Regions from separate parts of the Homo sapiens genome. Here all the other regions are linked to region 4. Evidence: chromatin loops called from intact Hi-C (ENCODE). Cell type or tissue: IMR-90. All regions are shown on one strand. Region 1 has its middle 140 kb from the start of RPS6KA6. Region 2 has its middle 56 kb from the start of CYLC1. Region 3 holds the start of HDX (highly divergent homeobox). Region 4 overlaps RPS6KA6 (ribosomal protein S6 kinase A6).

What was found. Peaks named below come from ENCODE experiments on the same cell type or tissue, not always from the same donor. Only the 100,000 strongest peaks of a DNase experiment are listed, where the experiment ranks them.
Region 1: it touches region 4 in a loop (17-fold over the local background); 9 of 110 quality-filtered maps call a loop at or near these places.
Region 2: it touches region 4 in a loop (29-fold over the local background); 2 of 110 quality-filtered maps call a loop at or near these places.
Region 3: it touches region 4 in a loop (2.0-fold over the local background); 3 of 110 quality-filtered maps call a loop at or near these places.

Annotation. Positions count from the first base shown.
Region 1 is chrX:84,045,389-84,047,888 of GRCh38, forward strand. No RefSeq gene overlaps it. Among named protein-coding and RNA genes, the nearest start is that of RPS6KA6, 140 kb to the right of the region's middle. RefSeq lists an enhancer at 995-1,561. In IMR-90, a CTCF peak has its summit at 1,192 (motif pointing right); no DNase peak of the experiment used is centred here; H3K27me3 peaks cover 207 bases.
Region 2 is chrX:83,915,466-83,917,965 of GRCh38, forward strand. No RefSeq gene overlaps it. Among named protein-coding and RNA genes, the nearest start is that of CYLC1, 56 kb to the left of the region's middle. In IMR-90, a CTCF peak has its summit at 1,252 (motif pointing right); no DNase peak of the experiment used is centred here.
Region 3 is chrX:84,501,438-84,503,937 of GRCh38, forward strand. It overlaps HDX (highly divergent homeobox), which reads right to left and starts at 1,016. Exons shown (of 11, transcript NM_001177479.2): 1 at 905-1,016. RefSeq lists a silencer at 1,040-1,189. In IMR-90, no CTCF peak of the experiment used is centred here; DNase peaks (open chromatin) are centred at 454 and 1,074; H3K4me3 peaks cover 1,156 bases; H3K27ac peaks cover 806 bases.
Region 4 is chrX:84,185,426-84,187,925 of GRCh38, forward strand. It overlaps RPS6KA6 (ribosomal protein S6 kinase A6), which reads right to left. Exons shown (of 22, transcript NM_014496.5): 1 at 2,394-2,500. The coding sequence starts at 2,474. Among named protein-coding and RNA genes, the nearest start is that of RPS6KA6, 1.5 kb to the right of the region's middle. In IMR-90, a CTCF peak has its summit at 1,404 (motif pointing left); no DNase peak of the experiment used is centred here; H3K4me3 peaks cover 1,175 bases; H3K27ac peaks cover 535 bases.

The DNA.
Region 1 (2,500 bases), 140 kb before region 4:
AACTCCTTTAGTGTTTGCTTAAGTGGAAAAGGTTTTATTTCTCTTTTATTTATAAAGCTTAGTTTAGCTGAAACAATATTCTTGGCTGAAATTTTTTCTTTTAGAACGCTGGAAGTAGAAACCCAGTCTCTTCTGTTTTTCTTTTAGGTTTTTGCTGAGAAATCCACTGTCAGTCTGATAAGACTTCCTTCATTGGTGATTAGACACTTCTTTCTTGCTGCTTTTGGATTTTTTTTTCCTTCACATTGATTTTGGGTAGAATGAAGGCAATATACCTTGATGAGGTTCTTCTTGCAATATATCTTCCAGGAGTTCAGGTGTTCTCTGAGCTTCTTGCATCTGGAATTCTAAAACTCTGGCAAGACCAGGGAAATTTTCTTGAATTATTTCCTTCAATAGGTTTTTTATACTTTTTATTTTTTTCTCCCTATGGAATACCTGTAAATCATACTTTGGATACTTTGCATAATCCCGTATTTCACAAATGCTTTGTTCATTTTTAAAAATTGTTTTTCTTTATTTTTATCTGACTGGGTTAATTCAAAACACCTGTCTTCCAGCTCTGAAATTCCTTCATCTGTTTAGTCTAGCATATTTTTAAAGCTTTAACATGTGTTTTATAATTTCTTCAAAATTTTTTTGTTTCTATAAATTCTGTTTTCATTTAAAAATATTTATGTCTTCTTTCATATTCTGAATTGTTATTCTGATTTCTTTGTGTTGGTTTTTAACTTTCTCTTGGATCTCACTGAGTTTCCTTCCAATCCATATTTTGAATTCTTTATCTCTTATTTCAGAATTCTCATTTTGATTAGATCTATTGCTAGAGAGGTGGTGATGCTTTGTGGGGATCATAACACTATGTTTTTTCATACTGCCAGAGTTCTTACACTGGTTCCTTCTCACTGTAAAAGCTGTCTCTTCTTATTTTTTAATTTACTTTCATTTCCCTGGAATATGTGACTATAATGTTTGTTGTGCATGGTCATTTGGCTTCACTCATTATAGATAGGTGTTGTGGAGTGGCTTTCTCAAATGTTTCATGTACTAGTGATTTACTGGGCATATGAGCAGGCACGCTGACTTCTGAAGTACCAGGATTGTGGAGGTCTCAGAAAGCTTCTTTCTTTCCTTAGTACTGTGTGCTTGTGTCAGCAGGTTTTGTATTGGGTTGTGCAGTTTAATTTGTAGGCCAGTAGGTGGCGCCCATGGTAAACGCCACCTGCAGCTGAAACAGATGGGTATGTGTTTGATCTTTGTTTATTGGGAGGTGCGCTGTTGTTTCAGGTGATGGGTGCTGGGCGGGTCTGTGGAATGCTCTGGTGCCCTGAGTTCTTGTCCCCTCACACCTCAGGATGGGCTTGAGAGACAAAGATAGAGCTGGACTACCATGCTTGCCCACAAATACGCCAATGACAAGCAGCGTAGGCACCAACCCTGATGGGGGTGGCAGTGGAAGTTCTTTTTGAAATGTACCAAGGTCTCCACACAGTGGGAGGGTGGGCACCAGCTTAACATCCAAGGGAAGAAGGGATAAGATCTGTTTTTCTATCCTACCTCTGTCCCAGGAATCATGACTCTTAATTCAGTCAGACACTGTAGTCTATCTCTAGGCCACAATGCAGCTAATAGCCACAGAAAATGATTGTCTCACAGTTCTTCATGGAAATGGCTTCAGGGAGAATCCTCTTTCCTAAGCATAATACAAATATCTTTGTGGGTCACCTTTTCTCCAATGCAGGAACACTGCTGCTTTGTGTAGAGACAGAAAAAGGCTGTACATTTTGGCACATGCGGGTTGGTGCCAGCTGTGATGGTGTTGGCTGTTTGGGTCAGTCTGACCTCAGATGTTTGGGGGAGTGATCAGGTGCCAGTGGTGATAAAGTGGTCTAGGCAATCCCTCAGTCTCCAGGCCCCCAAATAGTATGTTCTGTCCCAGAGGGACTAGATCAGGGACTGGACTAGTAGACTTTTCTTCACGTGCTGATTGTAATAGGGACAGGTGGACTGGTTGCCAAGATACCAGTAGAATGCTCAGGCAGGAGAAGAGTAGCTGCACTGCAGGCTCACCACCAGGGAAGGCAGACCCCTCTCACTCAGAGCTATACAGGCAGGCAGCTGTGCAGAGGCATGACTTGCTCACACCTCTGTCTGGCCGCAGTGGTGACAGTATCTGTCCCTGGTGTGTGTGTGAAGGTGCCTGGTCTCCCCACTCCCCTCCAAGCCCACTGGTGACAGCAGTGGCAGTGTCAGCAGCAGCCCCAGGGCAGAACACAGGCAGATGGGACTGTCAGGGTGGTGCTGGGCAGCAGCTGTTCAGGGCTTAAGAGTTATAGGACTCTAAGTGAATTCAAACAATTACTATGTGCAACTTACAGGCAGCTTCCCATGTTTATCTGGAGGCCTGTGGGAGTCAAAAAGCTCTCCGGTAATTATGATTATAAAACTTCATGGCAAAAGTGTGGAGCACTGAGTGTGAGCACCCCTTCTCAATGTCAGG
Region 2 (2,500 bases), 270 kb before region 4:
CAAGAGTGAGGTGGTATCGCCTTGTGGTTTTGATTTGCATTTCTCTGATCATTAGTGAGGTTGAGCATTTTTTCATGTTTGTTGGCCATTTGTGTATCTTCTTTAGAGAATTGTCTATTCATATCCTTAGCCCACATTTTGATGGTATTGTTTTTTTCTTTGCTAATTTGTTTGGGTTTGTTGTAGATTCTGGATATTTGTCCTTTGTCAGATGTATAGATTGTGAAGAGTTTCTCTCACTCTGTAGGTTGTCTCTTTACTCTGCTGACTGTTCCTTTTGCTGTGCAAAAGCTTTTTAAATCAGTTAAGTTCCAGCTATTTATCTTTGTTTTAATTGCTTATTTTTCATCTGCATCTCCTCTTTATTGAAGTATCTATTTAATTATTTGATTCATTTATACTGGGTTATTTGTTTTGTCATTATTGAGCTCTGAGAACTTGATTTTCATATTCTGGATGCAGATCCTTTATAATCCATGAGTTTGCAAACACTTTATCTCCATATATGGCTTCTCTTTTTATTCTATCAACAATGTCTTTCAAAGAGAAGTCATTTTTAATTTTGATAATGCCCAATTTGTCATTGTATCTTCTAACAGATAATGCTATTGGTGTCATATATGAAAATCCTTTGCATAATTCAAGATAAGAAAAACTTTTTCTGTTATATTTTAGAAGTTTTATGGTTTAAGTTTACATTTATAACTATGATTTATTTCAAGTTAATTTTTGTATATGCTATAAGGTGACGGTCAAGGTTTATATTTTTCATACAAATATTCCAGAATCACTATTTGTATGTAAAAAAGGTATTCATCTGAGGTTCCTTTGCACCTTTGTCAAAAACAGTTGCCTGATCAGCAAGATGACAGACTAAGTAGCTCCAGGTCTTTATTCCCCCCACAGAGGCACCAGGATAACAACTAAATGTAGACAAGAATACCTTTTTGAGAATTCTAGAAAACAGCTGAAAAGCTAAGGCACACAAGTTGACACAAAACTAACAAGAAATTTTAGTGAAAGGGGTAGAAAACTTTACAACTGGAAGGAAATCTCCCATACTAGGGCCCATCTTTCAGGATGAAAACAAAAGAGTGGACCATGTATCCAATGTTCTGGTTTGTCTAGGGATTACTAGAGTGATTGCTTTTTATTTTGCCTGACACAGTACTGAATAGATTGGAGACCTAGTTTGGGAGTCATTGAAAACAGTTGCGCACCCAGCAGGTTAGGACTGCAGCTCCTCAGGCAAACACCAGAGGGAGCAAGAGATTACACCAGAAGAAGCAAGGGCAGACAGTTCAGGAAATTTGAGTCTGTTAAAATCACATGCACAAGCCCAAAAATGACACATTTTCAGAAAATATTTGAGAGTTCATAGAACCTCTAACAGGCTGATTAGCGAATGTTGTCCCCTGTACAAAGCTATACTTTAAATACTGGGAGAGATGGTGGTTTTCTAATGCCCAAATCTCAACAAAAGATTATAAGGTATACAAAAAAAAAAAAAAAAAACAAAAAACAAAAAACAGGAAAACATGGATCAATGAAAGGAACAAAATAAAACTCAAGAAACCTACCTAAAGAAATGCAGCTCTATGAGCTACCTCACAATAGATGTAAAATAACTGTGTTAAAGATGCTTGACAAGGTAAAAGAAAACATTTTTTTTGAGTTAATATACATTATATGTAGGCTGTATTTTTTTAATTTTATTATTATTATACTTTAAGTTTTAGGGTACATGTGCACAATGTGCAGGTTAGTTACATATGTATACATGTGTCATGCTGGTGTGCTGCACCTATTAACTCGTCATTTAGCATTAGGTATATCTCCTAATGCTATCCCTCCCCCCTCCCCCCACCCCACAACAGTCCCCAGAGTGTGATGTTCCCCTTCCTGTGTCCATGTGTTCTCATTGTTCAATTCCCACCTATGAGTGAGAACATGCGGGGTTTGGTTTTTTGTCCTTGCAATAGTTTACTGAGAATGATGATTTCCAATTTCATCCATGTCCCTACAAAGGACATGAACTCATCAGTTTTTATGGCTGCATAGTATTCCATGGTGTATATGTGCCACATTTTCTTAATCCAGTCTATCATTGTTGGACATTTGGGTTGGTTCCAAGTCTTTGCTATTGTGAATAGAGCCACAATAAACATACGTGTGCATGTGTCTTTATAGCAGCATGATTTATAGTCCTTTGGGTATATACCCAGTAATGGGATGGCTGGGTCAAATGGTATTTCTAGCTCTAGATCCCTGAGGAATCGCCACACTGACTTCCACAATGGTTGAACTAGTTTACAGTCCCACCAACAGTGTAAAAGTGTTCCTATTTCTCCACATCCTCTCCAGCACCTGTTGTTTCCTGACTTTTTAATGATCGCCATTCTAACTGGTGTGAGATGGTATCTCATTGTGGTTTTGATTTGCATTTCTCTGATGGCCAGTGATGGTGAGCATTTTTTCATGTGTTTTTTGGCTGCATAAA
Region 3 (2,500 bases), 320 kb after region 4:
CCACAATGGACTTCATTCTGAGTCTTTCCAAAGAATTTAAGGTTCAAAATCATTGTCACCTCAAATCAGAGCTCCTTTAAGATTAAAAGTTAGATTCATTTGAATAATTAGTGTTTATTTTTCCAAACAGTTTCTTATCTGATAAACTTCTATTTCACAAATTCTTCTAGAGTTCATTCCGTTATTCAACATCTAATATCTGGAAATTTAGAATGTGCCTTCTCAAATTTATAAGGCTCATTTTGAAGCTGGATTTACTCAGTAGGCCAGTTTAAACTAAATGGCAGATCTCTCCCCATCAACTGGTGCTTGAAACATCACAAGGCCTGGGATGTTCCCTGGGTCTCTACTTTCCAAATTCAGCACAGAAATGGCTCAGCCCCACCTCTTCCAGTGAAACCGAAACAGCGCCTGTGCAAACTCCACGCCTATTCTCCTCACAGTGACCCACCCCGCCCCCACCAAGGTGCTAATGCGCAGGCGCTACGCTCTCAGTGCCTTTGAGTAGGGCTGTGAGAAATCTACTGTCCAGTGAAATCTAGAAGTGGTAGAATTCAATCCCCTCCTTTCTTCGGAGGCAGAGGCGCCACTTCCTCCTACTACCCGTCCAGAAGCGCGTCCCAAACATCGCTCTCTCTCCGAGCAAGGTCCTTCGCTCTCTGGCAATCCCCATTGTATCCCTATCCGCAGCTCGTTTCTAATCTCACTCAGCCGCCAGCCTTCGCTAGGAGGATAGAGGCACTTGGCTCCCTAGGATCCGCACCAGTTTTTTGTCTGCCTGTTTAGGCCACGGAACCTATGGACCCCCCCACCCCCAACCTCGCCCCAAACTAGGAAAAGCATTATCCCGGTGCTTTGCCCTCCCTCCTTCGCCCTTCTCACCCACTTAGTGTTGAGTGCTTACCTCGGGTGTGGTGCGGTTACGAAAGGAATCAGCGGAACCCAGATCAGGCCGCTGCTGGGGCAGGCGGATTCAGCGAGATTTTTCCTGGGTCTCCAGTGCCGCTTCAGACAATGAAATCAGCGTGTCCGATCATCAATTCTCATCATGATCGTGACGTCACAAAAGACAGCGGCCAATGGGAGCCTGCGATCAGCTCAGGACAGTCCCTGGCCTCAGCCCAGAACCCAAGAGTTGGGAGGGGGGAAGAGAGATGGCTGCCTGCAACTGGACTGCCTCTTCCTCACACAAATCAGCTACATCTACGGCCAGGGCTCTCTATACCTTCCTGAATAGCTGTGAACACCGAGCATCCCTGTGACTATAGTAGTTACATGCCAGCCATTTGAGCAGGTGCTGCCTGGCCTTCCAACTTGACATTGGGTTTTAACAAAATTGTTACATGCTGCCAAAATCAAATGATAGCATAAGGAAATACAGTCCTTTGTGGTCAGTGTTCGATTGACAGGTAAATATTCAGTTTTACTAAAATCAATAAGGTGTCCATCGAGCCTTTAGAATTTTACAGTAAAAGCAAGTGTACTATTATACGTGACTGGTTGGCTCTGATGACTGAGGAAAGAAACTATGGTTTTTATTCATCCAACCTCAATTCCTATTCTGGCAGAAGCTTCTTGGGTGATCACCATTATACCATTCCAGAAAAGAAGTCAAGCCACATGTTACATCATTTAACAGTCACTTGATATACTTCCCAGATTTGCTGGATGCCATGAGAGATATAGAATTCATTGATTCTCTGCTATCATAGAACTTGCAACATCGTTTGGAAGACAAGATTAGCACACAGTAAATATTCACAACAATAAAATAAAGTACATGATCATGTGCTCAGTCATTAACTACAGACAAGAGCTACATTATTTAATTATTGGAGACATCAGTGAGGTGAAAAGTCAGGGAAGCATTTTATGTAATTAAAACTTGAGATGGTTCTTGAATGGTGGATAAGAGCAGATGGAAGTCACCGTCTTAAAGGGGAAAGATAGGCAAAGGTAGAGACGTATAAATTCATATGATGTGAGGAAGCCCATGATGAAATCAGCTTGACAAATAGAGGGCATATGCTGAGGACTAGTGGTAGATGGAATTGGCTAATAATAAAAGCCTTTGAAAATAGGCAGATAACTTTTATTTGATTAAAAGCCACCAAAAGCCATAAAGCATGTGACCTCAATCCTCTATAGTCAATTATCTACAGAGGAGTTTAGGTGATTTTTTAAAACAAAAGCCAGATTATGCTCAACTTCAGATTGTTCAATGGTTTCCTTTCACATATACAATAAAATGCAGATTTCTTACCATGTCCTCAAAGCCCTAAATGATCTGGCCTCCGCCATCTTTCTGACCTCACCTCCTGTCACTCAGCCACTAATTCACAAATATATTAATCTTCTATTTCTCAAACAAGTCAAGCTCATGTCCACAGCAGTGACCCTGTACTGTTGTACTGTCTGATCTTTATATGACTTACTCCATCACTTGATTGAAATCTTTGCTCAAATGCAACCTCTTTAAAGAGGTTTTCCTATTTAAAAT
Region 4 (2,500 bases):
CCTCGCTATTATGTACTGATCTAAAAATATAAGTACCCTTAATAAGTTTTTCCTGTGGGAAAACATGTTAAGAGTCTCAAACAACCAATTTACACACTTCTGAATGATAATTCAAAGGTTAACAACTGTCCATGCAAGCAAGACAGGTAAAAGATACAAAAAGACTCCAAAATATATGGTAGTGTCTATAATCTTTAATCTTACCAGATTCAACACACACAGAAATGGACGGAAATTATTTCTTTTGACATTAAAGTTAACAGATTCTTACCTACATTTTCTTTAAGGATTCTAGCACATTTTAAAAATATATATTCTACAACAAAAACACTCTTAGTCCTAAAATTATCACAATTGAGGGTTGTAGAGCTTGTACTCAAAATTAGCATTTTTAAAGCCAACATCAACAAATTTGTAATTAAAATATAAATTATCAAAAGTAAACTTGTTTACTTCTTATCAAAAGAATATAATTAAAAACAAACAAACTCTTCTAAGTACTAAGTGGGTCTGTTCAAATGTAGCATTTAGTTTTCACCTATAATATTTTTTATTAAGTAACTTGCAGGGTTAAATCTAACCAATCATAACTGTTTTAGAGAAAGAAGGCAGAAATACTATCTTCACCACATTACCTTCACCTTTCGTTTTACTTCATAGGGATTAACAATTTCCACTCGAGTATTTTTCCAAATTGCTGAGGTAGAGAGACCCATTGTTAAATCTCTACAATACCTAAAACATACTGCAAACAATAAAAAAACCATATGTGGTAATTACAATTTAAAACATACTACATTCAAAGTTAACAGAAATAATAAAATAGTAGGCATGCAAAAGGATTCCCACCTCCCATCCCATCCTTATATCAAAGCATTTAACTGTTTTTATAAACTAAATGCCTATAAGTTCAGTAAGTTACATACATGAATATAACAAAGTTCCTCTCCCCTTCAATAGACTTGCTAGACAATTGTGCAAACAGTTAGCATTCCCACATTTCAACAAGAAAGGAACGCCTATTCATTTATCTTGTTCTTACGAGATGTAAAATATTAAAACGTATATTGGAATTGCTTGGTTTACTAGTAAAATATTTCCTGTAAGTATAGAGGGTTCAGATTTAGGGTACTTCTGAATTTATTTCCACTATATTCCTTACCACATGTTATTCTAGCATGTAATCTTAACCCCAGTTTAGTTGATAAATAACAAAAAAATTTAAAGAAAAAAAAACAAGGTAATCATACAACAGCCAAATGTGTATTTTTTTTAAATGGAGCAAGTACTTGAAGACAAAGTTGCACCCTTTAGATGTCGAGGATTGAGAGTCTTACCTCAAAATATCCTACTGTGAATCAATTTCACCAACTATTTTTAGGAGGTGTATGGTGGCCTCTACTGGAGTAGTACGCAGTCGATTAAGTTATCAGAAAAGGATCCAACTTTCTATCACAAAAGACACGTTTTTGTGTTTAAATGCTGCCCGCTTTTATAACAACAATAAAAACAAAGCACCTGTGTACATCTAAGTTCTCACTGCACAGCTGACCAAAGCCCAACCAGAACAGTTTCAGAGTAAGAAGAGTGGGAAGAGAGGTGAACCAAAGTATTTTGGTTGAACCTCGCTAAGTCTTACCAAAGATTCGACTTATTTATAAGGGCTGGGGTTTACTTTGCGTCTTCTTTTACAGACCAACGGGGCAGGGACAGCGGTTGTGGAAAGGAGAAGGGGTGGAGCAAGAGTGCAGTAGAATCAAGGGGACCTGAGAGGAAGCAGTAGAACATCACCTGAAACCTGGCGACTGGAGATAGGTCGCCAGTGTATCTCGACATGGGTCATTACAAGGAACCATAACAAGCCACAGAGAAACGAGAAAGCTGTTACCAGGGAACACTCGTGCCTATGTGCAAATGTCCCCAGAGTTACTTAGTCACCTTGGTGTGTTTGTTGCACTGGGTTCGTAAAGCGTCCGGGGTTCAACAGCGAGCTGGAGTCCGCAGCTGTCCCCCAAAATGTTCCCAGCCAGCAAACTAGGCGCGGCGGAGAAAAAGGGACGCGCGGAGTCAGGCACAGCACCCCGCCAGTCCCCCAGTTCCCCTTCGGGTCGGAAAGTGAAGAAACTTAGTCACAACAACTCTGGCGTGGCCCGCCAGGCAGGCGCTCCGCCCAAGGCCGAGCCCGGGCCCAGGCTGCACTCACTCCGCAAGCCCGAGCCCGCCGTCTCATCCCCGCCCGCTCCCCAGCGAAAGGGCAGTGGAGGCAGCATCAAGGGGGCTTGCCCGGGAGCCCGCTTCCCGGCCCTACGCCTCTCCTCTCTCCGTCCCCAGCCAAGGTCTTGAGGGGAAGGAGGCGGGGGTTGGCTCCAGCCCGTCTTGGCCACCACACTAACCTCGCCGCTGCTCGCGCCGCCGCCGCTGAACACTTCCATTTCTCGGTCCCAGGGCTCGTCCTGAGGAGCGAATGGTAGCATCTCCCCTTCAGGAGCACTCAAACAGG